Linked DNA regions of Homo sapiens: all the other regions are linked to region 4. A link is an interaction called in ENCODE POLR2A ChIA-PET data of the cell type or tissue named here. Cell type or tissue: MCF 10A. All regions are shown on one strand. Each heading gives the region's core, and the rest is flanking DNA. Links, peaks and the distances in the headings are about the cores only. Region 1 overlaps DLG1 (discs large MAGUK scaffold protein 1). Region 2 has its middle 21 kb from the start of LINC02012. Region 3 holds the start of LOC105374309 (a long non-coding RNA gene). Region 4 has its middle 96 kb from the start of DLG1. Region 5 has its middle 53 kb from the start of BDH1.

Region 1 (6,042 bases), core at 577-5,576, 310 kb after region 4:
TCTGAAACAAGCAAAAACATACATTATATCTTTTAGTCACTCACATATTATATGATAAAACCAAACCAACCAAAAAAGAATGAGTCAAAGAAATAAACATTAAGAATGATAGTTACATTCTAATAGTGGTTAACTCTTGATCCAAGGGAATCAGGATCAGAGGGAATATACGCAGGTGAATGTGAATTACTGATGAAGGTTTTGTGTGTAGTCTTGGGTTGGGTAGTAGGTGAACAGATGTTCATTGCACTCTTACGATTAATAACTCACATGTATTCCATGGGTTTCTTTTTTTATGAATCAAATATATTAAAAGAGAATGTTAAAATGCTAACGTAAGTAGAGATTGTGGGTGATTTCCTTTGTTGTTCAATAATACTGTTACATTTTGTGATTCAAAAGATGAATTTTTATAATAATGTAAGAAGTTAGTATTTTCCTTTTCTGAATGTCTTGACATTTGTACTACCTCTTAAGGTACTTTATTTTCTATTTTATATTATGCTTATTTGTGCCCTCATCTTCTCTATGTTTGAATGTATGTTTAAGTGAGCCCTCCTGCTTAACGATCCCCCCTGCTTCCCTAGCACCTTTAGCCCCACGAAAAGACTTGAAAGAACTCATTTGAAAAACCATTAACTACTAGTTTATTTATTTAGCCATCAAGTAATTCCACCCCTCTTGAGTTTTACTTGAAGAGCTAGGTTCTTAAATGTTGGGTAGTGTGAAAAAGATTACGATTTTCATCCTAATTTCCAGTTGCCAAATTAGAACAAAAGAATGAATAAATTATATTATAAATGTAATTGCTGTGATCCTTTCTTACACTCTTGAGAGAGCTTATTTGGACTTAAGAATTTGATTTATTTTAATGTTGTACATTAATTAATCAAGTGGTAGCACACAATATTTTCTTTTTATCAAATTTTAAAATATTCTTAACACTTTGCAATTACCGTATTAAATTATTACTTTCTCCAAAATATTTGGCAGCTGTTAAAGTCATCTGTAATTAGTGTCCATCATTGTTACTGACTCTGAAAACTCTATCAACTCTAGTATTGTGAACAAATGGAAGGAATAATTAATGGACAGAATAGTCACTATGTTGATCTAGTCGTACAGTCCACAACTAATAAATCAAATATATCAGGGAATTTGTTTTCCTACATGTATCTAATCAAAGTAAAGAGAAGAATGTATCTTAATACTTTTTGTTTATTAATTTCAAACTCTCTGGATTTGTCTATTTTAGAATTCAATATAACTTACCATTGGATTACAATCCAAGAGCGTTTTTAAAATTTGTCTTGTGATATTGAAAGAAACAAATAATACAATACAGTATTTTCATAGCAAGTTGATTTTGCTATTTCTTTTTTGTCTTATCTTGTATGCAGTGCAGAATTGAACTGGGCATTATTTGGCCTACTATGATATATTTAATTACCCAAATTACATATACTTTCAGAACCCTATGATATGTTGATTAATATTATAACAAGTGATTATGGACTTTTTTTCTTCTGACTCTAGAGCCCTTTTTGATTATGACAAGACTAAAGACAGTGGGCTTCCCAGTCAGGGACTGAACTTCAAATTTGGAGATATCCTCCATGTTATTAATGCTTCTGATGATGAATGGTGGCAAGCCAGGCAGGTTACACCAGATGGTGAGAGCGATGAGGTCGGAGTGATTCCCAGTAAACGCAGGTATGCCTGTTTCTTACCACTTGAATGTGAGGCAACATAAATAATTGATGTTCTTTTAAATTTTTTTTAATTTGTGACAACATGGATGGACCTGGAGTGCATTATTCTAATTGAAAAAAGCCAGACACAGAAAGACAAAAATCGTATGATCACATTTTTATGTGAAATCTAAAGTAGTCGAAGTCATACAGAGAAGAATGGTGGTTACCAGGGGTTAGGAGGATGGGGAAATGAGATACAAAGTTTCCGTGACACAAGATGAGTGAGTTCTGCACCTCCAACATGTAAGCATGGCAACTACAGGTAATAGTACTGTACTTGAAATTTGTTAAGAGGGTCGGTCCTAAGTGTTCTTACCCCCCAAAAAAAGGCAACCAGGTGAGGTAATGGATATGTTAATTAGGTTGACTGTAGTAATTATTTCACAGTATGTATATATATAATATATATATATAAAATCATTAAGTTGTACAACTTAAATATATACAATTAGGCTGGGCACGGTGGCTCATTCCTGTAATCCCAGCACTTTTGGGAGGCTGAGGCGGGTGGATCACTTGAGGTCAGGAGTTCAAGACGAGCCTGGCCAACGTGGTGAAAGCCTGTCTCTACTAAAAATACAAAAATTACCTGGGCATGGAGGCACACGCCTGTAGTCCCAGCTGCTCGGGAGGCTTAGGCAGGAGAATTGCTTGAACTCAGGAGGCCGAAATTGCAGTGACCTGAGTTTGCACCACTGCACTCCAGCCTGGGAGACAGAGCAAAACTCTGTCTAAATATCTATATCTATATCTATATCTATCTATATATATAAAATATACACATAAAAAAATTAAAAATAATCACCAGAACTGAAAAAATAAATTTATTTTACTAAAATGATTTTATGCTCAGTTTTTTATATTGTGTTTCACAGCCATTTGATTTTATTCAAATGGAATTGTAACCAGTGACATAACTAGAAAATATGGGCCAGGTGCAGTGGCTCACACCTGTAATCCCAGCACTTTAGGAGGCCGAGGTGGGCGGATCACGAGGTCAGGAGTTTGAGACCAGCCTGGCCAGTATGGTGAAACCCCGTCTCTACTAAAAATACAAACATTAGCTGGGTGTGGTGGCGGGCGCCTGTAATCGCAGCTACTTGGGAGGCTGAGGCAGGAGAATTGCTTGAACCCAGGAGGTGGAGGTTGCAGTGAGCTGAAATTGCACCACTGCACTCCAGCCTCGGCGACAGAGCAAGACTCTGACTCAAAAAAAAAAAAACAACAAAAAGTGATGCCTCCAAGCAGAAATTGATCTAAAGCTACTAGTTACTGAAAACAAAGTAAGTATATATTAAATCAGTGTGCCATTTAGCTATACCAGTGAAGAGAAAACTGAAAGTGTCTGTGGTTGGTGTAGGTAAGTAAGAGGACTTAAATTTTGTATTTTTGGTGGCATGAATTTCTTCCTTCATGCCAAAATGTTTGGAAATATCTGGTAATACGCTTCACTTCTCTTTTTCCTTGCTTAAATTACATGTATTGGTGCAGTTCACTGGTCTTTTCTCTTTGCTTTTAATGATTATATATAGGTAGATAGGTAGGTAGGTAGATTGATTTTTTTAAGAGACAAGGTCTTGCTCTGTCGCCCACGCTGGAGTGCAGTGACATGATCATAGCCCACTGAACCTCAGACTCCTGGGCTCAAGCTATCCCCCCACCTCAGCTAGTAGCTGGGACTCCAGGCGCGTGTCACTGCACCCGGCTAAGTTTTTTGTTTTTGTTTTTGTTTTTGTTTTTGTTTGTGGAGATGGGTTCTAGCTATGTTGCCCAGGCAAGTCTTAAACTCTTGGCTTCAAGCGATTTTCTCACCCCAGCCTCCCACAGCTCTGGGATGACAGCTGTGAGCCACTGCAGCCAGCCCTAATGATTCATTTTAGTGATTCATGGGTGTATACTTAGCACATAGCAAAAGTAGTTAAGGACAGGCCCTCTTTGCAAAGGATGGTCCCAGCTTAGAGGACCTCTTCTAAGGCCTGTGAAGTGCTGTTGAGTGTCTCTGCTTTTGTGGGGAAGGTGTTAAAATGTCATTTCAGAATTCCCCTGAGATAGCTTATTTATGAGATCTGCTTCATCCAAATCATTGTCTGGAAGTTCTTCTTTAAGAGCTTTTTAAAGTAGTAGTAGTAAGATAGCCAGCAAAAATAGTTAATGAGATCATAAAGAAATGTTTATTATAACTAGTTAATTCATTTTAAGTCGATTATGCTGTAATAAACATCTTTTTCTTATTAGTTGAATTTATACCTATTTCGTAACTATTTCTAGACCTTTATTTATTTACCTGTTTGTAGAAGTTGAAAAGTAATATTATTAAATTATAATCAAGATTTATAATTATGATTTTCGGGCTTATAACTGCTGTTGGCTGTATCCATATATTTAGCATGATCCAACTATTTGGCTAGATCTTTCAGTTGATGACAAATCCTCTTTTAGCAATGCAGCAATCAGCATAACTTTTTTCCAGAAATAGAACATAGTCTGCTTTAAATTCGGAAATGCTTCCTCTATGCCTTGTTGAGTCAGTAGAAACCTTACATCTTAAATATCAAGGTCAGAGCTCCTAAAAATTGTCTTGGTTCTTGGAGTCTCATACCTTACAAAGGCTTTCTGTGCCTACACCCAATAATAAACACTGTTGGCTTCACTGGAGAGATTTTTTTTTCATTTTGTACAAAAATTCTATAAGATTGTGTTTTAAAGCAAGCAATAATGTAAGAAAGATATCTTGAGACCTCTGCCAATTTCCACATTCATGAGTAGCATTGCAGAATATAATCTTACTCCCGTAAAATACAGTAAGAAACCACAACTAATTATGCCATTTCGTTCTTGAATGTATTCAAAACTTACCTTTTCTTAAATAGAACTATCTCTTTCTTAGACCTCTTCTAAAATAACATAGGAATTGTAATTCCTACAATTCTTGGCTTTCAGGAATAATATTTACAAATATAGACAATTTAAGTTGCTGAATTATGTACTAAACAAAATAATGATTAGAAAACAAAGTTGAGTTGTAAATGCTCACCCACTAAATGCTAGTTTTGTGGTGCTGTTGATAAGTACCTAGGCAAGATTATAAATTATTCAGGTCATGGAGCCTCAGAATTGTTCTTGAATCGTAAAAATCATGAGTTTTAATTTTTTTTTTTGTTTGGGGTGGGGGACGGAGTCTTGCTCTTTCACCCAGGATAGAGTGCAGTGGCATGATCTTGGTTCACTGCAACCTCCACTTCCTGGATTCAAGCGATTCTCCTGCCTCAGCCTCCCAAGTAGCTGGGATTACAGGCACCCGCCACTGCGCCCAGCTAATTTTTATATTTTTAGTAGAGACAGGGTTTCACCATGTTGGCCAGACTGGTCTTGAACTCCTGACCTTGTGATCCACCCGCCTCGGCCTCCCAAAGTGCTGGGATTACAGGCGTGAGCCACTGCGCCAAGACTTAAATTTAAAATTTAAATTCATGAATGCTAAGGTCCTGCTGTACCCATAGTAAAACTAAATAGATAATAAGGAAAAAATAAAATTCATTTATTCATAGTCTTGTTTTGGTAGGCTTTTCTGTTATATGCTAACATAATTGCTATGTCGAAATTGGAGAATTTATGAAAGCTTAATTTACATGACATTTTGCAAGATTTACATTAGTGTTACAATCTACATAAAAACTTGTTTCATTGTAGTTTTATTTGCTTGCTTATTTTGAGTAGGTAAAGTTCAGAATTTAAAAGATGTGAAGGCTTTACAGGCTGTCTCTCACAACACCCATTTCACCTCCATAGGGGTAAAGATTAACAGTTCTTATGTATCCTTCCAAAAATACTTTAAAACTCTTACTTCAATAACTGTAACTGGTTATTTATATATTTACACACACACACACATATATCATTAAAATTAGGCTTAATTTTTAAATATTCCACCTTTTTGTTAAAAGTTTCAGAGCTATAGAAAAGTAAGTACAAAAACGGCAATATACAGTGAACGTCCACATATCCTTCTCCCACTTTCACCAGTTTTTAACATTTTGCCACATTTGCTTTCTCTAGCTTAATTTTTAGCATATGTGCTTCATGCTAAGCTAATACTTAAAAACAAACAAAACTTGGAAAACTGTTAAACTCAGAAATGGTGCCTCATACTTTCATATAATTTTGTAACTAAATATACATATAAAAATATACACATATATACTGTGTGTTGATAACTTCATAGCATCAGGTTTTGTTTCATAATAAAATGAGCCCTTTATTTCATTTTTCAGCAATTCTAATTTGGGGA
Region 2 (6,042 bases), core at 408-5,407, 94 kb before region 4:
TGACAGAGCAAGACTGCCTAAAAAAAAAATAACAGTATCCTTGAAATCACAGGTTTCGTGGTTCTAATTATATTTTTAAAAGCTCATTACAGTAAATATGTGTCTATTAGCATAATAATTTACCCTTGCAGCACGAAATCACCTCGTACTGACCAGTGGTCCTCACACCTCTCTTTGAAGCCCACCTATGCAGGCCAAGTCCTCGCACATGTCTGAGTCTCCTCATCTGTAAAACAGGTGCAGCGTGATGATGACACTGCCCCAGGACCGTTGTCACGTGCTGTGGGATGCTGGTTTTGACCATGCTTGGTAAACTGCAATTTGTCAGTGGAGTTGATATCATAGGGTCTCCCCACGCCCACTTCATTCCAGATGTCCTGGGATGTTCGTTCTCTAGAAGCTCTAGCAGCTCACCCAGGTTTGCAAAAGGAACAGCTTATAATGAGCCCTCTCCACTCCCATCCCACTTCTGGGAATCTGTGGGGCTGTCACTCAGGGATGTTTTTTTCTCTCGTGTTTCCTCTCCTTGGGTTAGAACAGCCCCCAAAGCCTATTTTAATCCTTTGTCCCCATTTGGCATCCAGCCTTCCTCTTATCTTGACTTCACTGAGGGTGTCAGGTCCATTTGCTGTACTCAGGAGGTGGCACCCCCAAATCGAGGCCCTCTGGCATCACCTCCAGCCTGGCTGGGCAAACTGCCCCCGGCTTCAGAAAGCAGAAACTCCCAGGAGTTTTCTCTCCCCTGGCTGCGGGCTCTCCTATTGCTTGCTTGCCTGCCCACCTAAATCATAGATCCAGAAACATCTTTTCTCTGGACCTAACCAGCAGAGGCAGCTGCTCACATTCTGCTTCTTCTTTCCTCATGGTAATTCATTAGGCATTTCCTCTGATCCTAGCCTCTCTTCCTCTCTCCTGATGAGCCAACAGGGTAAAATCTCCAAGAGAGGCCTTGGGGCACCTTCTGATCCAAGGGGAGAAGACTGCAGCCTGGTGGGGCTATGATGTGGGCAGAGGAGAGGCTGGGAGTAAATTCCGGGGCTAATGCCTGGAATACTTTGCATTTCTCTGACCCTGCCCCGCCCAGCCAGCACCCAGAGCTTCACAAATGCCCATTTAGAAGGCCGCACCCTGCTAGTATGGTGAGGTCCTTGTGACTGGCTGGCCCCCATCAGACACAGAAAAAGTAGAGGGAGCTGGGGACAAACTTTAAAAAACTGATGACAACATGATTCCTTTTCTTTTATGAAAGAAAGGAAAAACACATGTAAAACAAACCCAGAACGTCCATCTGAAGAGTGGACGGGAGCAGTGGTTTTCAATTTATAACACAAGTGTACTCTTAGCCTATCCATGCACCATTGCATCCAGAAGGATGTACAAAACAGCCCTTCAAGATTGAGTTGTGTCGGGCTGGGCGCGGAGGCTCACGCCTGTAATCCCAGCACTTTGGGAGGCCGAGATGGGCGGATCACGAGGTCAGGAGTTTGAGACCAGCCTGGCCAACATGGTGAAACCCTGTTGCTACCCAAAATACAAAAATTAGCCAGGTGTGGTAGCACACACCTGTAATCCAGCTACTCGGGAGGCTGAGGCAGGAGAATCGCTTGAACCAGGAGGCAGAGCTTGCAGTGAGCTGAGATCACGCCACTGCACTCCAGCCTGGGTGACAGAGCGAGACTCTGTCTCGAAGAAAAGATTGCACTGTGTCTTCCCAGTCAGAGTATGGGAAGGTCAGGGGTCCAGTCGGGGAATCCCTGGGCACTCCTCAGCCCCAGGTCCTTCCAGCTTGGCCTGAGGGCCTCCCCCCACATTTGGCCTTCTCTCCTTTCACTCCCCACCCACACCCCAATTCCTGCCCCTTCGGACCTCCTCAACCTACTGCTCCCACTCCCAGGCCATGCCTTGGGTCCAGGTCAGGCTTTTGGTCACATTGGGTTCTGCTTTACCTGGGCAGGAACTGTGCTGGGGGCCGGTGGGAGAAGCAGGCCGGTGGATTTTAGAAGGCAGGCTAACCTTGCTCTCTGTCCAGCTGGCCTCCCCTTGGCGCAGTTCCTGTGTATGGATATTCTTACAGAATCGCTACTCTCCCTCTCCTTTGAGCTGGCCTAGCTTTGGCTTATCATAGGCCCCAGGAAAGGCCAGGGGACTGGGGTACCGGTTAGAGGGATATAAAAGTTCATTCTGCCTTGTACGTATGTTTAATTGATTAGAACACTTCATTTTCTCACAGCATGTATTTCATTGTACTACTGGCAACTGTCATCTCTTATAAATGAGGTTCATAAATAGTTGTTCCAGCTTATGGAATTCTGGAGAAAAAAGCTTCCAGAACAGTGATATGGTGCACTTCCCACAAAATGAGACAAGCTGAAGACACCTGTGAGTATCAACCCTCATTTATGACAGCCTCGTATGGTGGGGTAGTTAGAAGGTGATGCAGGGACATTCAACAGCAGAGATTATAATGACAGTAAGATAAGAGTTACTACAATCAAACTACTGCCTAGCTACTCGGCCCCGGGTTGGATGGTGAAGATTCAAAATTAAAAGCCATGGTCTCTGCTCGGGGGCTCCTGGTCTAGGCCACTTTGACTCAGAAGAATTTGAAATGACCCTTCAAATCCACCCTTCTCTCGCCACCGACCTCAACTGATGGGCATCAGCATGCCATCAGGTGGGTACACGTGTGACGAAGGATCAGGCACCTTACCTTTTATTCCTTCTTAATGTTGTGTGCCGAAATTTGGTGTGCACGGTATGTGTCTGCAAGCCTTTTACATTTTCATCCACATCAGTATTCATTTTTGCTTCTCAGCTACATTCTCAAAAATGAGAAGGAAGTGTGCTTATTCATTTAGATTGCCATGTGCGAGGGTCTGCCCAGCCGAACACCTGAATCATGTTTTGCTAATGATGTTGATGTCGACGTTGACCAAAGCTTGATAATTCCGTAACAATGTAATATGTCTTATTTTTAAACTAAAGCTTGGCTGGATCCCAACCAAAGCCACAGACAGAATTCAGAAGAGGTTTCTTTTAAGAAAATAGTAAAAGAAAAAGGTTTGCAAACCCACCAGATGAGAGAACAGTGCTCTTCCTGGCAGTCTCGTCTGCCTCTGGTAATGCTCAGGTCACCCAGTGAATGACACAATGTCCCTGTGGGCCTCATCCCATCTGCTTCTGTTTGTCATGGCCCAGGGCCCGTCAGTCCCTCAATGCTGCCCTTCCTGCCTCCCAGGCAGGTCTGGGCTTCTGTGAGTCACTCTCACAGCAGCCGTGACCCATGCAACATCTCAGAGTTTCTCAGCACAACAATTCATCATGTGCCTCAGTGTTCATCCAGCAATGTCAGGAAGAAACTGCTGGATATTGTTCTATGTCGAGTCAAAAGCTGTCCTGCAAAACAGCAGTGCCATTGAAGATGAAAGTTGATTCCCAAGCTAAAGCCAATCAAATACAATCTTGAGATATTTTGTGGGTCGAACTACATTTTTTGTTTGTTTGTTTTTGAGACAGGGTCTCACTCGGTCGCCCAGACTGGAGTGCAGTGGCGGGATCACCACTCACTGCAACCTCTGCCTCCTGGGCTCAAGCAATTCTCCCATCTCAGCCTTTCAGGTGGCTGGGACTACAGGCGCGCGCCACCGCACCTGGCTAATTTTTATATTTTTTGTAGAGATAGGATTTTGCCACATTGCCCAGGTTTGTCTCGAACTCCTGGGCTCAAGCAATCTGCCCTCCTCGGCCTCCTAAAGTTCTGGGATTATAGGCGTGAGCTACCGTCTGCCCTCCTCGGCCTCCTAAAGTTCTGGGATTATAGGCATGAGCTGCTGTGCCGTGCCCGGATGCTTTGGTATCAGAGACAGCACAGATACCCTGGAAGTCTCTCGTAGACGGCTTCTCTACTCTGGAGACCAGCGCTGATATTTAGCTGGTGTGCAAGAGTAAAAACAACCCCATCCCTCCTGCTTCCCTGTACCCTCTCATCTATGGAAGCTCTAAGGGAAGGGACTGGTTTGGCTTCCACTTTGATAGAATGGGCAGCAGTCACATGGCCCATTCAGCAATAGAAGAGCTCTAGATCCATTTTTTTATTCCAAGACCTCTCACAGCTTCACAACTTCCTCTGAAGTTTGCCTGGTCATGTCCCTGTCTCTGGCCTGAGATACTCCAGCTAAACAATGCAATGAGAAATATTTGGCAGCCTTTGTATCTCTGTGTACCTGAAAGGTGTGCCCTCCTTGGCCAGGAAACTAGAAATACCAGCCTGTGGGAGCTGGGATGGGCTAGGACCACTTTCTCTGAAGATGTTGCAAATGTAAGGCAAGGACATTGAAAACCAAATTCTAGAGGATACCAAGCAGAGACAAGCGTGAAAAAGAAAAGAAAAGAAAGGTGACCAAGACTGATGCATAACAGAGAATCGGGAGAATGACGCTGGTTCCCAAGAGGGGTTATTATGCCACTGGTTCTCATCGGGGGCTAAAGGCCCTCTGTGGGATTGTGAAGATTTGCAAATGTGTCCAATAACCTGAGTATTTTCTTTGTCCTTAATTGTGTTTCAATTTGAGAAACAGAGAGGAAGGAGGATGGCTAGTATGGGGCATGTGTGAGACAGAGAAAGATGTGGATGTGAAAGGAAGGAATTCTCACCGGGCACGGTGGCTCACGCCTGTAATCCCAGCACTTTGGGAGGCTGAGGCGGGCAGATCACAAGGTCAAGAGATTGAGACCATCTTGGCCAACATGGTGAAACCTCATCTCTACTAAAAATACAAAAATTAGCTGGGTGTGGTAGCATGTGCCTGTAGTACCAGCTACTCAGGAGGCTGAGGCAGGAGAATTGCTTGAGCCTGGGAGGCGGAGGTTGCAGTGAGCCGAGATCGTGCCACCGCACTCCAGCCTGGTGACAGAGCAAGACTCCATCTCAAAAAAAAAAAAAAAAAAAAAAGGAAGGAATTGCCCAACTAACATCTGAGATTTTCCACCAGCCAGAAAAACATTAGTTAAGTACTACCCCAGGCCACCTAATTCCAGGTCGTTTGAAATCCTGTGGAACAGTTTTAACCTGACAGCCTGTTATTCACCCAGACATGTATTTCATATTCCTCAATTTCTAGCCAAGGAAGGGAAGGATGTGGAGTCGGTGGGGCTGTAGAGAGCCTGGACCAACAATCAGAGGAGCTTGAGTTTCGTGCTGGCTCTAGTACCAACAGTATAATCTGTCTTTCACCTGGTCTCTCTTAGAGCCCCTGGACATGCTGAAAATAATCTTTACAGCTTTCGAGTGCTTTGCTGGTGGCAGTAGCTGAGGGAATGGAAATTTGGAGAGCAAGAACCAAACCACAGCAGTCTGTTGGCCATAGCAAGCCACACTGTGGACCGCTCTCAATGCCATTCAAGTCATCATTTATCACTAACTCTTCTTTGCGGGTCACCTGCTGACTGTGGCCTGCCACTTCAGCAGAACTGGTGGGAACAGGTGCTCTAATGTGCTGACAGTATCACAGAGTAACACTTGAATTGAGAAAACTGGGGTTTGGCGGGGGGAAAATACTATAGTTACAGGTTCGTATTTCTGCTTCTCCAATTAGATTACAAGGCTCTCTAGGGCAAGGACTATGCTTTCGAAGCCCGAAGTCCTAGCAGAGGGCTTGGCCCATGGAAATGCTCAATAAATGTTTGTGAATGAGAGAAAAGGAGGGAAAGAGGGAGTGGGTTCTTTCCAAGGTCACACTGCAGACGTCCCCCGACAGTGGAGGCATGCTGGCCACTGTCCCCCTCAGCACCCAGCTCTAGTGGATGTTCTTTTGCGGGTCAGGCTGATTATGTCTATTTCCCAGAAAGTGTCACTGATACCATCAGACCCCAAGGCATCTGCTGTTCCAGAGCAGGCTCCCCTGGTCTGTAATGTGAACGATATCAGAGAAGCCAAGATTGTCTTTGTCTCAACTCTCCTGCCGGGGGTGCTAAGCCTGGGATATCCACTCAGGCTGGGAACAGGTGGTCTAATGTGCTGAGAGCATTACAGAGCAGATTCAA
Region 3 (6,042 bases), core at 736-5,735, 84 kb before region 4:
GCATGAAAACCATTCTTTTTTTTCTTTTCTTTCTTTCTTTTTTTTTTTTAAGTCTTGCTCTTGTTGCCCAGGCTGTAGTGCAATGGCACGATCTCGGCTCACTGCAACCTCCGCCTCCCAGGTTCAAGCGATTCTCCTGCCTCAGCCTCCCGAGTAGCTGGGATTACAGGTGCATATCACCATGCCTCGATAATTTTTTGTATCTTTAGTAGAGATGGGGGTTTCACCATGATGGCCAGGCTGGTCTCGAACTCCTGATCTCAGGTGATCCACCAACCTTGGCCTCCCAGAGTGCTGGGATTATAGGCGTGAGCCACCGCACCTGGCCAGCCATTAAGATGAAGTCTTACCAGGCAGTTGAATGGGAAAACCTATTAAAGCAGCTTTTCTGAAGAACATGAGGCCCCACTTAGCATCTTTGGGAAACGCTCTCATTTACAGATGAGAAAACAGGCCCAGAGGCCCAGGGCGGGGGGACCTGAGCTGGGGCTGGAACCCCAAACCAGTGTTACTCCCATTAAAGGGTCCTCATGAAGAATCAGCTGATGGTCCCAACTCACTTTTTGCCCATGTTTTCCTCTGTTCCCCATATTTCTAAATATATCTTATCCTTTCTATCTCCTTTGCTCAAGCTATTTCCTCTTCTCAGAATGCATTTTCACCTGTGAAATTTGCATTTTCCCCTCCAGACCCAGATCAAAGAGATCTCCCTCCCCCACTCCGCACCTTCCTTTGCCATGAAGCTCTCCCTAAGGGTCATAGCTAGACAGACTTACAGTCCCATATCTGAGTTTCATTAGAACTTGTGGCGACACTCTTAGGACGTTCTGCTTTGTCTTAAAGTCATTTGAGACTTAATCTCACCCCTGAGATTTCATCCTTCTTGGGTTCTGTGACAGGGTCCTCATCACAGAGTCTTTTTTTGTAGTGTGTGTGTGTGTGTTTGTGTGTGTGTGTGTGTGTTTAATGGAATCTATGTATAGAATCACTTTCCTTTCTGAATACCCAAGTTCTGGAGTCAGCCTAGCTTGGGTCCCCATCCCAGCCCTGCCATTTCCTAGGAAAGTCACATCATTTCTCAGCATTTTTGTATCTTCAGCCATTACACATGCCCACTCCTCTGTGAAGAGCCAAAGACAGGGTATCGTTAGAGGCATTTATAAGCTACAGGCTGCCTTGATGGCTAGTGTTTTGAGATCACTAGGAAAAATTTTAAATTCAGTTCTAAGAGCCTAAAAAATCGTGCAATGCCAAATAACTGGTTACTTTGGATGTCCCTTTCCAGTGAGTTGCTTAGGCTTTATACAGTCTCAGTCTTCCTTCTACCTGCATGTTGAGCCCCAAGTTCTTGTATTTGCTGCTCTGGAAGTGAGCTCACTGTATTTTTATTGACTGAAACTGTTCCTTCATTTCTAAAATGGTTTTTGAGGTCTACTATGCTACATTATTATGGGTTGAGTTGTATCCCCGCCAAAAGCCCTAACTCTTGGTACCTGTGAATTTGTCTTATTTGGAAATACAGTCTTTGCCAATGTAATCAAGTTAAGATGAGGTAATGCTGGAGCAGGGCGGGCCTGACTCCAATATGGTTGGGCGTCCTCATAAGAAGAGGAGAAGGGACAGAGCCATCCATACAGAGGGAAGATTGCCATATGAAGATGGAGGCAGAGATGGGATTTATGCTGCCACAAGCCAAGGAAAGCCTGCAGTTACCAGAAGCTAGAAGAGACAAGGAAGTATCCTACCCTAGAGGCTTCAGAGAGGGGATGGCTCCACCAACACCCTGATTTCCAACATCTAACCTCTACAACTGCAAGAAATAAATTTTTTTTTAAGTTAAAATTCCTGAGCTCAGGAGATCCTCCTGCCTCAGCCTCCTGAGTAGCTGGGACTACAGATGCGTGCCATCATGCCTGGCTTAAGCTTCTATCATCTTACGCCACCTAGTTCGTGGTACTTTGTTACTGTGTCCTGGGAAATGAACATACATGCAAACTGGCAAATTAGCAGAGAATAAGACATGGTCCACCCTCATCAAATGAGGGAGGCGTGACAACAAACACAAATGAACGAGTATTAAAATGGCTGATTCTTCTAAGTACACTGATGAAATTGAACAGGGTCATGTAACATTCCAGTTCTTACCTGAAGGAAGAGAAGCTCATTGTGGGAGAGGTAGACAGCAGCCAGGTCGCCTAGGGTCTCGGGATGCTGTATGGGAAAATGGGTTGTCATAGAGCCAGGGTGGCCACGGACAGACCTAACTGAGTTGTTTGAATGGATGCTGGTGGCTTGGAAGCACATGGCAGCAATGAAGAAGGAGTGAAAGTGGACAGATTCGAGATACCTTGTGATGGCTGAGCCAGAAGGTCTTGCCGATAGGTTGGCTGTGGAGATGTGAGAAAGAGAGGAATCGAGGAGGAGTCTAGGCTTTTGGCTTAAGCCAAAACCATTTATTTTATTGAAATGGGGAACATTAGTGGGGGCGTATGTTGGGGATGAGAGGGAAGGAACCGAGAGTTCTGTTAGGGTTGAGATGCTTGTTAGATATCTTTGTGAAGACGCCAAGCAAGCCATTGGCTATGTGAGTCCAAAAGTCAAAGTCCAGTGTCCTTCACCCTGTCTGGTGATGAGATCTTTCCAAATATCCAGGCCTGCAGTGAGATTGGAGAGTTTCTTCCTTCCTGTTGGAATATTTCTTTCTCCAGCTGGGTAGATACCCGCTGGGAGTCCCTGGATAACTGCTAATGCCAAGAAACTTGCTAAGTAGCACTGAAGTTTTCAAATTTCTTCACAAAGTATATTGTGCTTCCAAAGCTTCCTGTGGTGTCTTCGGAGCTGTGTCTAGCTGCATCAGCAGAGCTGCGTCTCTTGGGGCTTCCAGGATAAGCTGGGTGGAAGGATGGGGAGAGCTGTAGGTGACCCTGGACCGTATTCCCAGGACTCCAGGCTCCCAGCTGTTTGGCCAATTAAAGAAGAAACCTTCTGCTTTGTACAGACCCACTTCCCACACAAAGAGCTCGGGGGAGAACAAAAAGAGCCAGCAATGCCTGCACTCTGGGAAGGCTGAGCCTCACGCAAGGGTGCTGACTCAGAAGCAGCAGTTGCTTGCCCTAGGAGCCTGCAGTCGTTGGCACAATCAAAAATCAATTAAAACATGCCATTCTGCTTTGCTCACCCTATGCCAGCCTCTCCAGGCACTTCCCCTCATTTTCAGCTCCTCCCAGAGTTCTTTGCTGCCTAATTAACTTGGAGTCCAATAGCCTGAGCAGGAGGCAAGCTGTACAGGAGTGAGGAGCATTGAACCAGGAGCCTAAGCCTCAGGACCTGCTTTGGCTGCACTGTAACTATTCCTGGGACTGTCAGCAAATCATTTAACTCCCTGGGCCTTGGGTGCCTCAACTATGAAACAGGTGGTGATTGTCTACCTTCCTGTCCAGGTGTTTTGGGGAATAATCTTGAGAGTAAAGAATGTATGGCCAGGTGCGGTGGCTCATGCCTGTAATCCCAACACTTTGGGAGGCTGAGGTGGGTGGATCACGAGGTCAAGAGATCAAGACCATCCTGCCTAACATGGTGAAACCCTGTATCTACTTAAAATACAAAAATTAGCTGGGCGTGGTGGCAGGCATCTGTAATCCCAGCTACTCAGGAGGCTGAGGCAGGAGAATCGCTTGAACCCAGGAGGTGGAGGTTGCAGTGAGCCAAGATTGCACCATTGCACTCCAGCCTGGGTGACACAGAGAGACTCCGTCTCAAAAAAAAAAAAAAAAAAAAAAGAATGTATGTGGCCACACTCTTGTAAATTGTAAATTCCTGTTTAAATTTAATAGATTCTATGATATCTAACATATACAATATGACAAAACACATTTTAACCTACATTTAAAAGGAATTCTAAAAAAGTATTCCTTCTTTTTTAGTTGCAAAATTGTTTGGAGGGAATAAGTCAACAATCTACAAACTTACCAAGTTTCTCACAGCTGACACCATTTCTCTTTGGTCTCAGTGGCCCAGAGCAGGAGCTCTAACTGGGTGCGCCGGAATGACTGCAGCGGCGCGTTCCAGGAGCCTCTAAGGAAAGGTTGCCAGATTAAGCAAATAAAAATACGGGATGGGCCAGGCACAGTGGCTCACGCCTGTAATTGCAGCACTTTGGGAGGCTGAGATGGGAGGATTGCTTGAGTCCAGGAGTTTGAGACCAGCCTGGGCAATATAGTGAGACTTTGTCTCTACAAAAAATAAACAAAATTAGCCAGGTATGGTAGTGCAAACCTGTAGTCCCAGCTACTCAGGAGACTAAGGTGGGAGGATCACTTGAGCCTGGGAGGTCGGGGCTATAGTGAAACATTATTGCACCACTGCACTCCAGACTGGGTGACAGAGGGAGACCCTGTCTCAAAAACAAACAAACAAACAAACAAAAAACAGGATATCCACTTAAAATGAATTTCAGATAAATGATGAATAATTTTTTGTATGAGTATGTCCCAAATATTGCATGGGATAAACGTATACTACTTTCATTGTTTACCCGAAATTCAAATTTATCTGGGTGTCTTCTATTTCATCCGGCAGCTCTCCAGGATGCCTGGGCAGCATGAAGCAGAAGACTCGGCCACTTGAATCCCCAATATGCCTCACCCATGTCTCCAGGAGACAGCCCTGCCTTCAGGGGAGGGTCTCCTTGCACTTCAAGCTCTTTGGATTAAGAAATGGTTTATAGGCTGGACGCAGTGGCTCACGCCTGTAATCCCAGCACTTTGGGAGGCCAAGGTGGGTGGATCACTTGAGGTCAGGAGTTCAAGACCAGCCTGGCCAACATGGTGAAACCCCGTCTCTACTAAAAATACAAAAAGTATCTGGGCATGGTAGTGGGCACCTGTAGTCCCAGCTACTCAGGAGGCTGAGGCAGGAGAATCACTTAAACCTGCGAGGTGGAGGTTCAGTGAGCCAAGATCGTGCAACTGCACTCCAGCCTGGGTGACAGACGAGGCTCTGTCTCAAAAAAAAAAAAAAAAAAAAAAAAGTCTATCTTTAATAACTCAACACATATAGACTGTCTCAAAAAAAAAAAAAAAGAGATGGTATATCTTTTATAAGTCAACACATATATTTGATGGCTGCCCATGAGCAGAAGAGCATTGTCTAAATGTGTAAGACAATAGGTCTGGCCACCAGAGACTTGAACCTCAGAGAGGTTTAATGGAAGCTTTAATGGAAGGAGAGGACACCAAACTCACAGGAAACAACAAGATAGACGGTTAGGGTGAGGAGGGTGTTCGCTGGGCGGGGAGGACGAGGATAAAACCAGGAGATGAGGAACCAGGGGCTCCTCATCCCACAGCACATCCCCCTCCCCACTGACCGGGCACTCGGCACTCAGCCCTGCTCTTTGTCTTGTCCTTACACAGTTCTTCCCTGCAAGGTCCACACCCTGGAGCCAGTAATGGGCTTTGGATGCAGGCTTTTCAGTGAGGGAGTGGGAAGCAGTGAGGAGAATGACCTGAGACGGAGCCCCCTGGGAGAGCGGCAGATTTCACACTCTGTGCTGTGACTTGTCATTAGCAGCCCCAGAAGTGCACACAAAGGAGAAGAAAGGAAAATCGTCTGCTGACCCTGCCATGTTCTGAATTCAGTAGACACTTGTCTGGGCCCGTAGAGTCTCCCTTCTCCCCTTCTTTCCACCCTTCCTGCCTTTCTTCTTTATTTCCTGACCAGCTACCACGAGCAGGGCCTTTTACCTGACTGACTAAGGGAAATTGGCCAGAGTCCCACTCGTAGGAGGCAGGGAAATTAGGAAGGAAAAGGACTGAGGATGGAGAGATCATGTCCAATTCGAGAACCCAGGAAGGCTTCCTGGAGGAGCTAGCATTTTGTTCTGAGTCTTGAATACATAGTATTTGGACATGTAGAGACAGGGGAGAAGGAGGGCACACCCACACAGAGGAAGAGGGAGGGCAAGGAACAGGGCTGGGGAGGCCCAGAACACACAAAAGTATTGGTGGTCAGAATGAGTGACAACCCCCCTGAGGTTGGCTT
Region 4 (6,042 bases), core at 568-5,567:
GAATGGCTCACAGGTGAGACCCTCCCTGGGAATTGCCCTCAGTCCAAGTAAGCAGCTTCACCCACACTTATGAGCTCTCCGTGGGGGCAGTGTCCATCCAGAGGCTAGTCAATGAAGGGGTACAAAGCCCCAGTCCCTTGCCTACATTCAGGACATCTCTGAAAAGACATGCCAGCATCAGCGTTCCCCAGTGGGATCAGCCAAGGCCTGTCTGTACCCACATCACCGTTCAGATTCTTGCTCTGCCCAGTCCTATCCTGATTTCCTCACTCCCTCACCGCGTTGCTGCTGAGATCACTCCCACATAGACCTCCTGCTCACAACTCCCTAGCTCCGAGTCTGCTTCAGCACAACTGACCTATGCCACCTTGTTCGCTTTTTGGAATTTCATCTTCTGTATAAATCTGTTTATATCCTTTCCACAATTTTTTTTCTTTTTTTGGTGGGGGGATGGATACGTGCTCTGTCACCCAGGCTGGAGTGCAGTGGCACGATCTTGGCTCACTGCAACCTCCACCTCCCGGGTTCAAGTGATTCTCCTGCCTCAGCCTCCTGAGTAGCTGGGACTACAGGCAAATGCCACCACACCTGGCTAATTTTTGTATTTTTAGTAGAGTTGGGTTTCACCATATTGGTCAGGCTGGTCCTGAACTCCTGACCTCATGAACTGCCTGCCTCAGCCTCCCAAAGTGCTGGAATTACAGGCGTGAGCCACGCCCGGCCCCTTTCCCCATTTTTAATTACAGTCATAAATGTTCAAGATCTTTCCATATTCTTCGTATCAATCCCTCATTGATTTAGATGTTACAAATATCTACGCCTGTTCTGTTAACAGTCTACTAACTTTGTCCATGGGGACTTTTGTTGATTAGAAACCCCTAATTTTAATTTAATCATATTCGTAAAAATTTGCCTTATGCTTTTGAAATTTTGTTTTGAGGAGGATCGATCACAAAGATACGTCCCTGCACTCTCTTCTGCCCATTTTATTTCCACTATTTTTCTTTAACCTTTTATACTTAGGTTTTTAAAGCATGCAGAGTCCTCTTTTGTATTTAGTGTTAAGTAGGGGTCCAGTTTTATTTTTCTCTATACAATGAGCCTGTTTCCCAAATGCCATTTACTAAATAATCTGTCCTTCCCCGTGATGTGCGGGACCACCTGCATCCTATATGTTATTTTTTATTTTTTAATCATTTTTTATTTTTTTTGCGATGGAGTCTCACTCTGTCGCCCAGGCTGGAGTGCAGTGGCGCAATCTCGGCTCACTTCAAGCTCCGCCCCTCCAGGTTTAAGTAATTCTCTGCCTCAGCCTCCAGAGTAGCTGGGATTACAGGTGCATGCCACCACGCCTGGCTAATTTTTTGTATTTTTAGTAGATACGGGGTTTTGCCATCTTGGCCAGGCTGGTCTTGAACTCCTGACCTCATGATCCACCTGCCTCGGCCTCCCAAAGTGCTGGGATTACAGATGTGAGCCACCGCGCCCGGCCTCACCTTCATCCTACATTAAGTTGGGACTGAATCTGAGCTCTCTATTCTGTTCTGGTGATCTATTTTTATGGTTTTTAAACTACTGTTTTTATTATGATGGCTTTTTAATATGTCTTTTTTTGTTGTTGTTGAGACAGGTTCCCACTCTGTCACCCAGGCTGGGGAGTGCAGTGGTGCAGCCACGGCTCACTGCAGCCCCAACCTCCTGGGCTCAAGAAATCCTCCCGTCTAAGTCTCCTGAGTTGCTTGGACTTACAGGCACGTGCCACCGTGACCAGCTAATTATTTTTTTCTATTTTTTGTAGAGATGGGGTCTCACTGTGTTGCCCAGGTTGGTCTTGAACTTCTGGCCTCAAGTGATCCTCCTGCCTCAGCCTCCCCAGGTGCTGGGATTCCAGGCGTGAGCCACCGCACCTGGCTATAATATGTCTTTCTATCAGATAGAGTAAAAGCTCCTCTTTACTCTCCTATTTTATTTTATTTTATTTTTTTGAGACAGGGTTTCACTCCTGTCCCCCATGCTGGAGTGCAATGGCACGAGAAGCTCACTGCAACCTCTGTACTCCTGGCTCAAGCAATTCTCCTGCCTCAGCCTCCCAAGTAGCTGGGACCACAGGTGCATGCCACTGTGCCTGGCTAACTTTTTTTTTTTTTTTTGGTAGAGATGGAGTTTTGCCATGTTGCCCAAGCTGGTCTCGAACTCCTGAGCTCAAGTGATCCGCCCACCTTGGCCTCCCAAAGTGCTGGGATTACAGGCATGAGCCACTGCGCCCAGCCCACTCTCCTTTTTTAAAGGTTGCCTTAGCTGTGGTTCTTTGTGTCTAACCCGAGTGTCTTCCTTTGTCCTGTACTGCCATAGTTTTTAGAGTAAGTTTAGCTCAAGTGCTTTGGACTTTATCTGCGGGCTTTGTCTGGGTCAGAAGCCCTTGTTTCAGCTGGCAGCCGTGGGCCTGAATGCTGACTTGTGTTCTTGGCAGTGAGCACACAGAAGCACAGGGAGAAACTTCAGGAAGAAGTGAAGCCAAGAGATGCTATCTGGCCTGCACTGGACACTTGGAAGCCCTGGCAATTCTCTGCACAGTAGAATCCAGTCTGATCCAAGAGAAACAGTGAATGGCACACAGATTTTAATGAGCCTGGGAACCTAATCGGAGGCTGTAATGAATGAGATTTCATGCGGCCCTGCCAAGGAGAGCACTCTCTCTGGATCTGTGGTCACTTGGCCCCTGCTCCCGAGGACTGCGAGGGCCTGTCAAAAGCTTAGCTCATTGCCACCTGCATCTCCATTCCTTCCGCAGCTCTTCTCATCCTGTTCCCAAAACCTCAGCTTTCAGGCATGTAGCATTTTCATTCCGTGATAATGAGGAGACTGTGAGCAGGCCATGGTTAGTCATCTGTGGTGTGAAGATGACGGGTGCTCCAGCTCAGGAGGTGCGTGCGGGTTCAGACACGTCAGTGCTGTGGCTAAAGACAGAAGCTGGTGAGGGGGAACGAGGTGACTCATCACCGAAACCTTGAGAACCAGGTTCAAGGAGAGGGCCTAGGCTTTCCAAATGCAGAATCTGCTTTCTTTGGTGGTGCTGAGGCTCCACCCAGGCCCGGTGGGTGCCATTAACTTCTGTTCTCTCCTCACCGAGGAACTTAACGTCAAGACAATCAGCTCCCGTGCCATCCGAACAGCTCTCCGAGCACCGGCCCATTCCGCCGTGGGCTTCCAGCTGCTTGCGCCTCCCCCTTCTCCATGCCGTTCTCATCCTCTCCTGCCGTGGCATGCTCAGGTTCCTTCTTTCTGTTTCTTCAAGGCTCTTACTTCTTTCTCAGTTAGTAGTTTTTAAAAATAGACCTTTTTTCTTTGAGACGGAGTTTCACTCTTGTGGCCCAGGTTGGAGTGCAGTGGCGCAACCTCAGCTCACTGCAAGCTCCGCCGCCCAGGTTCAAGCGATTCTGTTGCCTCAGCCTCCTGAGTAGCTCGGATTACAGGTGCCCATCACCATGCCCAGCTAATTTTTTGTATTTTTAGTAGAGATGGGTTTCACCATGTTGGCCAGGCTGGTCTTGAACTCCTGACCTCAGGTGATCCGCCTCCTCGGCCTCCCAAAGTGCTGGGATTACAGGTGTGAGCCACCACGCCCAGCCAAGAATATATATTTTTGATTGACTTGTGTGGATGGTGTTTCTTCCGCCAAGTGACTCTACAAAATGCTGGTTGTTGGCTTCCCACATTTACCTCAAGAGTGGTAAACAAGTCTGATTACTTGGTAATGTGGCTCTCTCTGCCTATCCTGAGTGTCTGTCCCCATCCTGCACACATGCTGGCTGCCACACTGGTACAAGGAGGCCCGTGTCATCTGCTCCCTTTGGAGAAGAGTCACATCTTGATTGGGGCCCCAGCAGCCTGGGCAGTACCCTTGTTTGACCTGTCTCTCTGCTGAACCCCAGAAGGCCTTATTGCCTTGCCTCTCTGCACCAACGCAACAGGCCACATAGAATCACTCCAGGGGAGAGGCTTTAATCTCAGCATCATTCTCCTCTTTCTTTTGCTCCAGGCAAATGTCGGGAGATAAAGAAGTGTACCAACTACCCTTCTGTTTCCTTTAGCTCATCTTTAAATGTACTGGCTGGCATCAGAGCCTCTAGAGGCTGCTTCAGAGACCAGCCACTGTGTCTTAAACAAGAGCAGGCAGAAGGCCTTGGAGTGGACTTTTGGGATTTTTATGCTGAAGGATATAGGGGACTTTATCCAGTGTTATCCTGCCTGGAGTCAGGGTGGATACGAAAGGGACTGGGAGCGGCTCCGTTTTTCAGAATCAGTGAGGGAAGGAAGCAGACTGTGCTGTTTTAAGATGCTCAGTGTAGTTGTCTAGGAAGAGTACTTTCAGAAGCCTTGAGACCTAGCAGGTGGGTAGGTAAAATATTCACAAAAGGAGCTATCTCAGCAGTGGGGATCAAGTTGTTGACTAATCCAATACTCCCTTGGAAAATTAGATCATCCATTCTTTACCCCCACCCTATTTCCTTATGAATTCCAGACTTTCAAAGGAAACAAGGATTACAGTGCAGCCCTCGGTCAGGCCACTGGACAGGATGCTGGGCTGATTGAGAGGGTCAGTCACAGAGTGTGCTCTGTGCCAACCATATCTAGCAGGATGCCAATGACCTTGTTTAGGGCTGTTGAAGATCCTGGAATGTTCCTCTGACTCTTAAACGTTCTGCTTGTCCACGTGTCTAACTATAAGACTAGAGAATCCACAGTCCAACTCTTAGAGGGCTAACAGTTTACCAAACACATAGGCAGAGAGGCTTCTTATGAAAAAATAATTGTATCCCACAAACTGGCTTTCCTGTATTTGGTCTCTCCCAGGGTATTAAATATAACTTTTTACATGCTGCAGGCTTCAAGGCACACCACATGACCAATAGACTTCCTTGTGTGGGCTCTAAATTTGGCCTACCAGTCCTGAGGGGACCACTGAAAGTTAGGTTACACTAAGCCACTCCAAACACTGTTGTACTTGGGTGAGGAAAGGTGGGCAAAGACAGAGATGGGCCTGTGAAGCTAGCTATTAGGGTTCTCTCTCTGGCCCATCATTTCTGCTCCCTGAGTCACCTCTTTCTCCTAGGAGCTTCTGAGGAGCTCAGATCAGATATTGGCAACTTGGCAGATCAAACATGCAGAAAGGACTGTTTTCCTGGGACACTTGAGAGCCACTCAGCTTTACCTTCTTATAAGCCATGGGGTCCCTGAATGAGGAGAAACTAGTGTGGAAAGGTACCTACACACTTTTGTGACTCAGGGGCTCTGATTTTTGCTTGCAAAGCAGACAAAAAGAGACCCTACGACAAGGAATCCAAGCTAATGGGCAAAAGAACTACAGACAGTAAACTATCCCAAATGCGCTGCAGATAGTAAACTATTGCAAATGCGCTGCAGATAGTAAACTATCCCAAATGTGCTACAGATAGTAAACTACCCCAAATGCAAGGCAGACAGTAAACTATCCCAACTGCGCTGCACATAGTAAACTACCCCAAATGCAAGGCAGACAGTAACCTATCCCAAATGCATTGAAGATAGTAAACTATCCCAAATGCGCTGCATATAGTAAACTATTGCAAATACACAATGGAGAGTAAACTATCCTAAATGCGCTGCAGATAGTAAACTATCCCAAATGCGCTGCAGATAGTAAACTATCACAAATACACTATGGATAGTAAACTATCCCAAATGTGTGGCAGATACTAAATTATCCCAAATGCACTGCAGATAGTAAACTATCCCAAATGTGCTGCAGATGGTAAACCATTGCAAATACACTATGGATAGTAAACTATCCCAAATGCGCTGCAGATAGTAAACTTTCGCAAATATGCAATGGATGGAAAACTATCCCAAATGCGCTGCAGATAGTAAACTATCCCAAATGCAAGGCAGAGAGTTAACTATCCGAAATGTGCTGCAGATAGTAAACTGTCGCAAATACACTATGGATGGTAAACTATCCCAAATGCGCTGCAGATAGTAAACTGTCGCAAACACACTATGGAT
Region 5 (6,042 bases), core at 415-5,414, 210 kb before region 4:
ATGGGTACCTATTAGATGTATATATTAATGGGGTACATAAGATATTTTGATAGAGACATACAATGTGTAACAATCATGTCAGGGTAAATGGAGTATCCGTCAGCTCAAGCACTGATGCTTTCTTCATGTTTCAAACAATCCAGTTATACTCTTTTAGTTATTTTTAAATGTATAATAAATTGTAGTCACTCCATTGTCCTATCAAATATTAGATTTTATTAATTCTATCTAACTATATTTTTGTACCCATTAACCATCGCTCATTTTCTCCACCCCCAACTACCCTTTCCAGACTCTGGTAGCCATCATTCTACTCTATCTCCACGGGCTCAATTGTTTTGAGTTTTAGATCCCACAAATAAACGAGAACATGTGAAGCTTGTCTTTCTGTGCCTGGCTTATTTCATGTAACATAATTTCCTCCAGTTCCATCCATGTTGTTGCAAATGATTCATTCTTTTTCATGGCTCAGTAGTACTTCATTGTGTATATGTACCATATTTTCTGTATCCATTCATCTGTTGATGGACACTTAGGTTGCTTCCAAATCCTGGCTATTGTGAACAGAGCTGCAACAAACATGGGAGTGCAAATATACCTTTGCCATACAATTTCCTTTCTTCTGGGCATATACCTAGCAGTGGGATTTCTGGATCATATGGTAGTTTAGCTTTTTTGAGGAAACTGTTATGCATAGTGGTTGTGCTAATTTATATTCCCACCAACAGTGTATGAGGATTTCCTTTTCTCCACATCCTCGCCGGTGTTTATTATTGCCTATCTTTTGGATATAAGCCATTTTAACCGGGGTGAGATGGTATCTTCTTGCAGTTTTGGTTTGCATTTCTCTGATGATCAATGATGTTGCGCACCTTTTCATATGTATGTTTGCCATTTTATATCTTCTTTTGAGAAATGTCTATTTGGATCTTTTGCCCATTTTTAAATTGGATTATTAGAATTTTTCTTGTCGAGTTGTTTGAGATCCTTATATATTCTGGTTATTTATACCTTGTCAGATGGGCAGTTTGCAAATATTTTCTCCCATTCTGTGGGCTGTCTCTTCACTTTGTTGAAGCTTTTTAAATTTGATGTGATTCCATTTGTCCATTTTTACTTTGGTTGCCTATGCTTATGGGGTATTACTCAAGAAATAACTGCCCAGTCCAATGTCCTGGAGAGTTCCTCCAATGTTTTCTTTTAGTGGTTTCATAGTTTGAGATCTTAGATTTAAGTCTTTTTTTTTTTTTTTTTTTTTTTGAGACGGAATCTCACTCTGTTGCCCAGGCTGGAGTGTGATGGTATGATCTCAGCTCACTGCAACTTCTGCCTCCCAGATTCAAGCAATTCTTCTGCCTTAGCTTCCCAAATAGCTGGGATTATGGGGTGCCCCACCATGCACAGCTAATTTTTGTATTTTTGGTAGAGACGGGTTTCACCATGTTGGCCAGGCTGGTCTCAAACTCTTGACCTCAGGTGATCCACCTGCCTCAGCCTCCCAAAGTGAGATCTAAGTCTTTAATCCATTTTTTTTATGGCAAGAGGTAGGGTTCTAGCTTTATTCTTCTGCATATGGATATCCAGTTGTCCCAGCTCCATTTATTAACGAGACTGTCCTTTCCCCGGTGTATGTGTTTGACACTTTTGTAGAAAATGAGTTCATTATAGATGTATGGATTTATTTCTATGTTCTCTATTCTGTTCCATTGGTCTATGTGTCTGTTTTTATGCCAATACCAAGCTGTTTTGATTACTATAGCTCTGTAGTATAGTTTGAGGTCAGCTAATGTGGTTCCTCCAGTTTCATTCTTTTTGCTTAGGATAGCTTTGGCTATTCTTGGTCTTTTGTGGTTCCACATAAATTTTAGTTGTTGTTTTTTTTTCTATTTCTGTGAAGAATGTCATTGGTGTTTGATAGGGATTGCATTGGATCATCAGATTTCTTTGGGTAGTATGGGCATTTTAACAATATTGATGCCTTCATGAACATGGAATATCTTGCCATTTGTGTGTGTGTGTGTGTGTGTGTGTGTGTGTGTGTGTGGTCTTCAAATTTTTTCATCAAAGTTTTATAGTTTTAATTATAGAGATCTTTCATTTCTTTGATAAAATGTATAATAAAGGTATACACATTTTGGTTAATAAACTTAACCAAAGAAATGCAAGATCTCTATAATTAGTTAACTAATAATTAATTAAATGGTTAATGAACTTAACCAAAGTAATAAAAGATTAAATAGAATCCTAAGTAGCTATTGTAAATGGGATGACTTTTTAAATTTCTTTTTCAGATTGTTTGCTGTTGGCATATACAAATGCTAGAGATTTTTGTATGTTGATTTTGTATCCTGCAACTTTGCTGAAATTTGTTTACCAGTTCTAATAGTTCTTTGGTGGAGTCTTCAGCTTTTTCCAAATATAAGATCATATCATCTGCAAACAAAGATAATTTGACTTCTTCCATTCTAACTTGGATTCCGTTTACTTCCTTCTCTTGTCTTGATTGCTCTGGGTAGGACTTCCAGTACTATGTTGAATAACAGTGATGAAAATGGGCATCCTTAGCTGGGCATGGTGCTCATGCCTGTAATCCCAGCACTTTGGGAGGCCGAGGCGGGTGGATCACCTGAGGTCAGAAGTTCAAGAACAGCCTGGCCAACATGGTGAAACCACTTCTCTACTAAAAATTAAAAAATTAGCCAGGTGTGGTGGTGGGCGCCTGCAATCTCAGCTACTCGGGAGTCTGAGGCAGGAGAATCACTTGAACTCGGGAGGCAGAAGTTGCAGTGAGCCGAGCTTGCGCCACTGCACTCCAGCCTGGGTGACAGGGCAACACTCCATCTTAAAAAAAAAAAAAAAAGATAGGAGTAGGGTAAAGGCATGGGATACAGGATGGACCCTGAGAGGATAATATGCTGGAGGTGCTCAGGGCAAACAACTCAGATGTGTGTGGGAGTGTGCATGCGAGGGTTTTTACGCATATGGTATAGTCTTTTTCCTGCCCAGAAGACCTACATACTAGTCTAGCCCATCCTGGGGGAAGTGAGAGATGTGATGGCTCTGCATTTTCTCTGGCTTTGCCCTGGAACCTGGGATGAATCCACTCCGACTGGATGTGAGTACCAGGTATTACCTGAGAACGTGATTTGAAACTGCTCCCTAGATAGGGCCCATTCCTTAGTCAGGGGTTCCTAGTGGCTGTGGAATAATTCACATTTGTCATTAGACTGTAAGGACCATCACTTTATTGCTTTTGTGTCCCTTCATTGTGCCGAGCCATGCACCATGCATCCAGCAGGGAATCCTGTGAGTGCCTTTTCACAAAAGCTTCCAGCTGCACGAGGTCGGCCCTTAGCGCTTTTAAAGGTAGGCAACTGACATGTCCACTCAGGACACAGACCCCAGCAAGGTGCTAGCAGGTCTTCTCAGGGCTCTCGTGATGGTTCCAGGCCCAGTCATTGGTCGGGGATCCAGAGGAGACACGCTCCTCACTTTTGGAATTCTACACTTTAGAGGAAGAACCCAAACGAAAAGCTAGGAGACAAGCCAGTGGGGTGAGGAACAGATTAAAGCCACTTGCTTCTCAAATGAGGACATTGTTTTCAAGACAGGGATGACCACTGTGTTTTGGAAATCCAAGTTCTCCTTTTACTGTTTTGCTCTCAGGGAAATTTCAGCAAATAAGATCCCAGTGTTGTTCATCAACTTCTCCAGGTTTGCTTTAAGCTCCTTTAGCTAGCTGCCCGCATGCTGATTGAAAGGTTACGAAGAAAACACAGGAAGAGAAATCCAGGCTACAATTGTTATTTGCAAGTTAGTGACTGGTCCTGGAACCTGACACTCCCTTCATGGGTCAGCATGCCCAGAGTTTTTGTGGTTCATTTACCCCAGAAGGACTTAGTACCAAACATTTCACAGATTTCCGTTATAAAGGTCTTTACAAACACAGACCCATGCAAAAGGCCCAACTATCACCTTCAACAACAATGCAATGGCCTTCCATGGCCTTACAGTAGGGCCAAGTCAGCAAGGACCTAAACAGCCTCCAGTGTGACTTTGTCACAGTTCGCGCACCTGGTTGTTAATGGCCTTCACCTGACATAAAGCAAATTGCCTGTCACGGATCATCTGAGCAAAAGAAGTCAAGGAAATTCAAGTAAAAGGAGGAAAAATGTATGCATATGTAAATGCTTACTCCAAAGTCACCTCATCTAAAGCTCTTGCTCAGAAAGCAAGTCAGAATCTTCACTCCTGTGTAGCATTACCGAATGGAAAACACGCTAAGAGTCATCAATAAAGTCAGCCCCGTGTAGCCTTCCCACTGGAGAAATGACAACCTGAGGTCCTGCCTCCAGCGCTAGGATGTACCTGTGATGTGGCTTCTACCTTGGACTCTGTCCACGGCCTGGAACAACCTGGACTCACCAGTGTGCACCATAGCAGGAGCCCAAGCAGGCTTAGCTCAAAGCTCCATGTTTATTGCATGAAGCCCTTAAAAAGTATTTGTTATCGGAAGGCTTTGCCCAGAGCTTTGGAGAAGATTACAAAGGAATGCTTTCTTCCTTCAGCTTATTTCTTAGGAAATTACCTCCAGATCTACCCAAGAAACAAAGGCTGCAGGATCTCCTTGGTGTCTTCATACATTGAACACTTATTTAGAAATCCCTCATGACTTTTTCCACTCCCATTTCTTGAGGAGAAAACAGAAGATCTGAGAAAGGGAGAATGGGAGATGGCCTGCCCTGGTCTCTTGGCTGCCCTAATGGAAAGGCTCCAAGTTGCAGCTTTAGAAACAAGGGCTGGCACTATGAGCAGGCTATAACTTCTTGCTTACACCTTCTCTCTTCACATCGGGTGCCGCCTGTCAGGTGAGGGCCACAGTCCTTCATTCCAGGTGTTTTTGCCTTCAGCCTTGCTTTACTACCATGTTTTTCTCCTTTTCTGTCTTCCATCTGTCCTTCCATAAATCCATTCATTATTCATCCATCCATCCGTCCTTTGAGACATCCATCCTTCAAGCCACCGTTTGACCCCTTCATCCCAAATTAATGACTTACTATATGCCAAACTGTGTGCTAGAAACTGACTCTACAGATGAGCTAGAACAGTTCTTGCCCTCAATCTTGGAAGAACAACTCATTGGTAGCAGCTCCACTGTTTATTGGCAGAAGGGAGGATTGTGTCCAGGGCCGCAGTATGCAGTGGGGCAGTTCAGGCACTGCACAAAAAGGCCCTGCAGAGCCAGCGAATGGGCCTGAAATGCAAGCTCTGTGTCCTGACCTGGAGATGGGTCTTTCCAGAAGAAGGGACAGCAGGAGGTGCCCTGTGAGTTACCAAACGTAGTTCATTTTGTAGCAAAACCTGGACACCTGTGCAAAGATCAAACTAGATCAGAAGGAAAGGAGACAATATTGCTGTGAAAATCTAGCTGGAACTCAGCAAACATTCAGGATGGAAATGCACACTTGCAAAGCAGTTTCTAGAACTTTGTGTGACAAGAACACTAGGAATTCTTCAAGGGATATCTAGCCATACATATGGCCTCCGAAGAATTCACCCCTAGAGGGTGTTCATAGTGATCACTTAACTTGTGCAGGTGGCCTGTAGTGGTGTAAGCATGGACATTTAAGCATGACACCTAAAGTATTTTATAGAAATGTTGAAGGAATTAGAGAAAGTTTATATCATTTTTTAATTGGTTTATTACTGACAGCATTTTGATAGGGTATTATTAGAACTCAGGTCTTGTGACTCAAAATCAATGCCTTCCCAGTATACCACTGACTCCCCATAGCTGGAAAACCCCATGGGGGCTCTCTGTTTGCCCTTATATCAGGCTGAAAGACATATTATCAACAAAAGTTTATGACATTAAAACCACGGACCCACTGATCATTCAGAAGCATTTTGTTTAATTTCCATGTGTTTTTATTTTTTGCAAAATTCCTCATTATTGATTTCTAGTTTTAAGACTTATTTTGTGACTTAACATATGGTCTATCCTTCAGAATGACTCGTGCTGAGGAAAGGAATGTGTATTGG

Evidence for each region. ChIA-PET counts read pairs that join two places held together with the same protein. Peaks named below come from ENCODE experiments on the same cell type or tissue, not always from the same donor. Only the 100,000 strongest peaks of a DNase experiment are listed, where the experiment ranks them.
Region 1: POLR2A ChIA-PET joins it to region 4 with 6 read pairs; 1 of 35 experiments calls an interaction of 5 or more read pairs at or near these places.
Region 2: POLR2A ChIA-PET joins it to region 4 with 9 read pairs; 6 of 35 experiments call an interaction of 5 or more read pairs at or near these places.
Region 3: POLR2A ChIA-PET joins it to region 4 with 6 read pairs; 4 of 35 experiments call an interaction of 5 or more read pairs at or near these places.
Region 5: POLR2A ChIA-PET joins it to region 4 with 5 read pairs; 3 of 35 experiments call an interaction of 5 or more read pairs at or near these places.

The regions. Positions count from the first base shown.
Region 1 is chr3:197,081,251-197,087,292 of GRCh38, reverse strand. It overlaps DLG1 (discs large MAGUK scaffold protein 1), which reads left to right. Exons shown (of 25, transcript NM_001366207.1): 16 at 1,537-1,713. Among named protein-coding and RNA genes, the nearest start is that of MELTF, 54 kb to the right of the region's middle. In MCF 10A, for the core only: no CTCF peak of the experiment used is centred there; a DNase peak (open chromatin) is centred at 3,592.
Region 2 is chr3:197,485,214-197,491,255 of GRCh38, reverse strand. No RefSeq gene overlaps it. Among named protein-coding and RNA genes, the nearest start is that of LINC02012, 21 kb to the left of the region's middle. RefSeq lists enhancers at 205-750, 751-1,296 and a silencer at 724-1,018. In MCF 10A, for the core only: no CTCF peak of the experiment used is centred there; DNase peaks (open chromatin) are centred at 965 and 3,235.
Region 3 is chr3:197,476,036-197,482,077 of GRCh38, reverse strand. LOC105374309 (a long non-coding RNA gene) reads right to left here and starts at 4,092. Exons shown (of 2, transcript XR_924902.1): 1 at 3,970-4,092; 2 at 2,427-2,890. RefSeq lists an enhancer at 2,581-3,780. In MCF 10A, for the core only: no CTCF peak of the experiment used is centred there; a DNase peak (open chromatin) is centred at 3,137.
Region 4 is chr3:197,391,665-197,397,706 of GRCh38, reverse strand. No RefSeq gene overlaps it. Among named protein-coding and RNA genes, the nearest start is that of DLG1, 96 kb to the right of the region's middle. RefSeq lists enhancers at 2,472-2,521, 2,715-3,009, 2,532-3,411, 2,329-3,528, 3,136-3,637 and 1 more. In MCF 10A, for the core only: no CTCF peak of the experiment used is centred there; DNase peaks (open chromatin) are centred at 2,536 and 2,926.
Region 5 is chr3:197,605,873-197,611,914 of GRCh38, reverse strand. No RefSeq gene overlaps it. Among named protein-coding and RNA genes, the nearest start is that of BDH1, 53 kb to the right of the region's middle. In MCF 10A, for the core only: no CTCF peak of the experiment used is centred there; no DNase peak of the experiment used is centred there.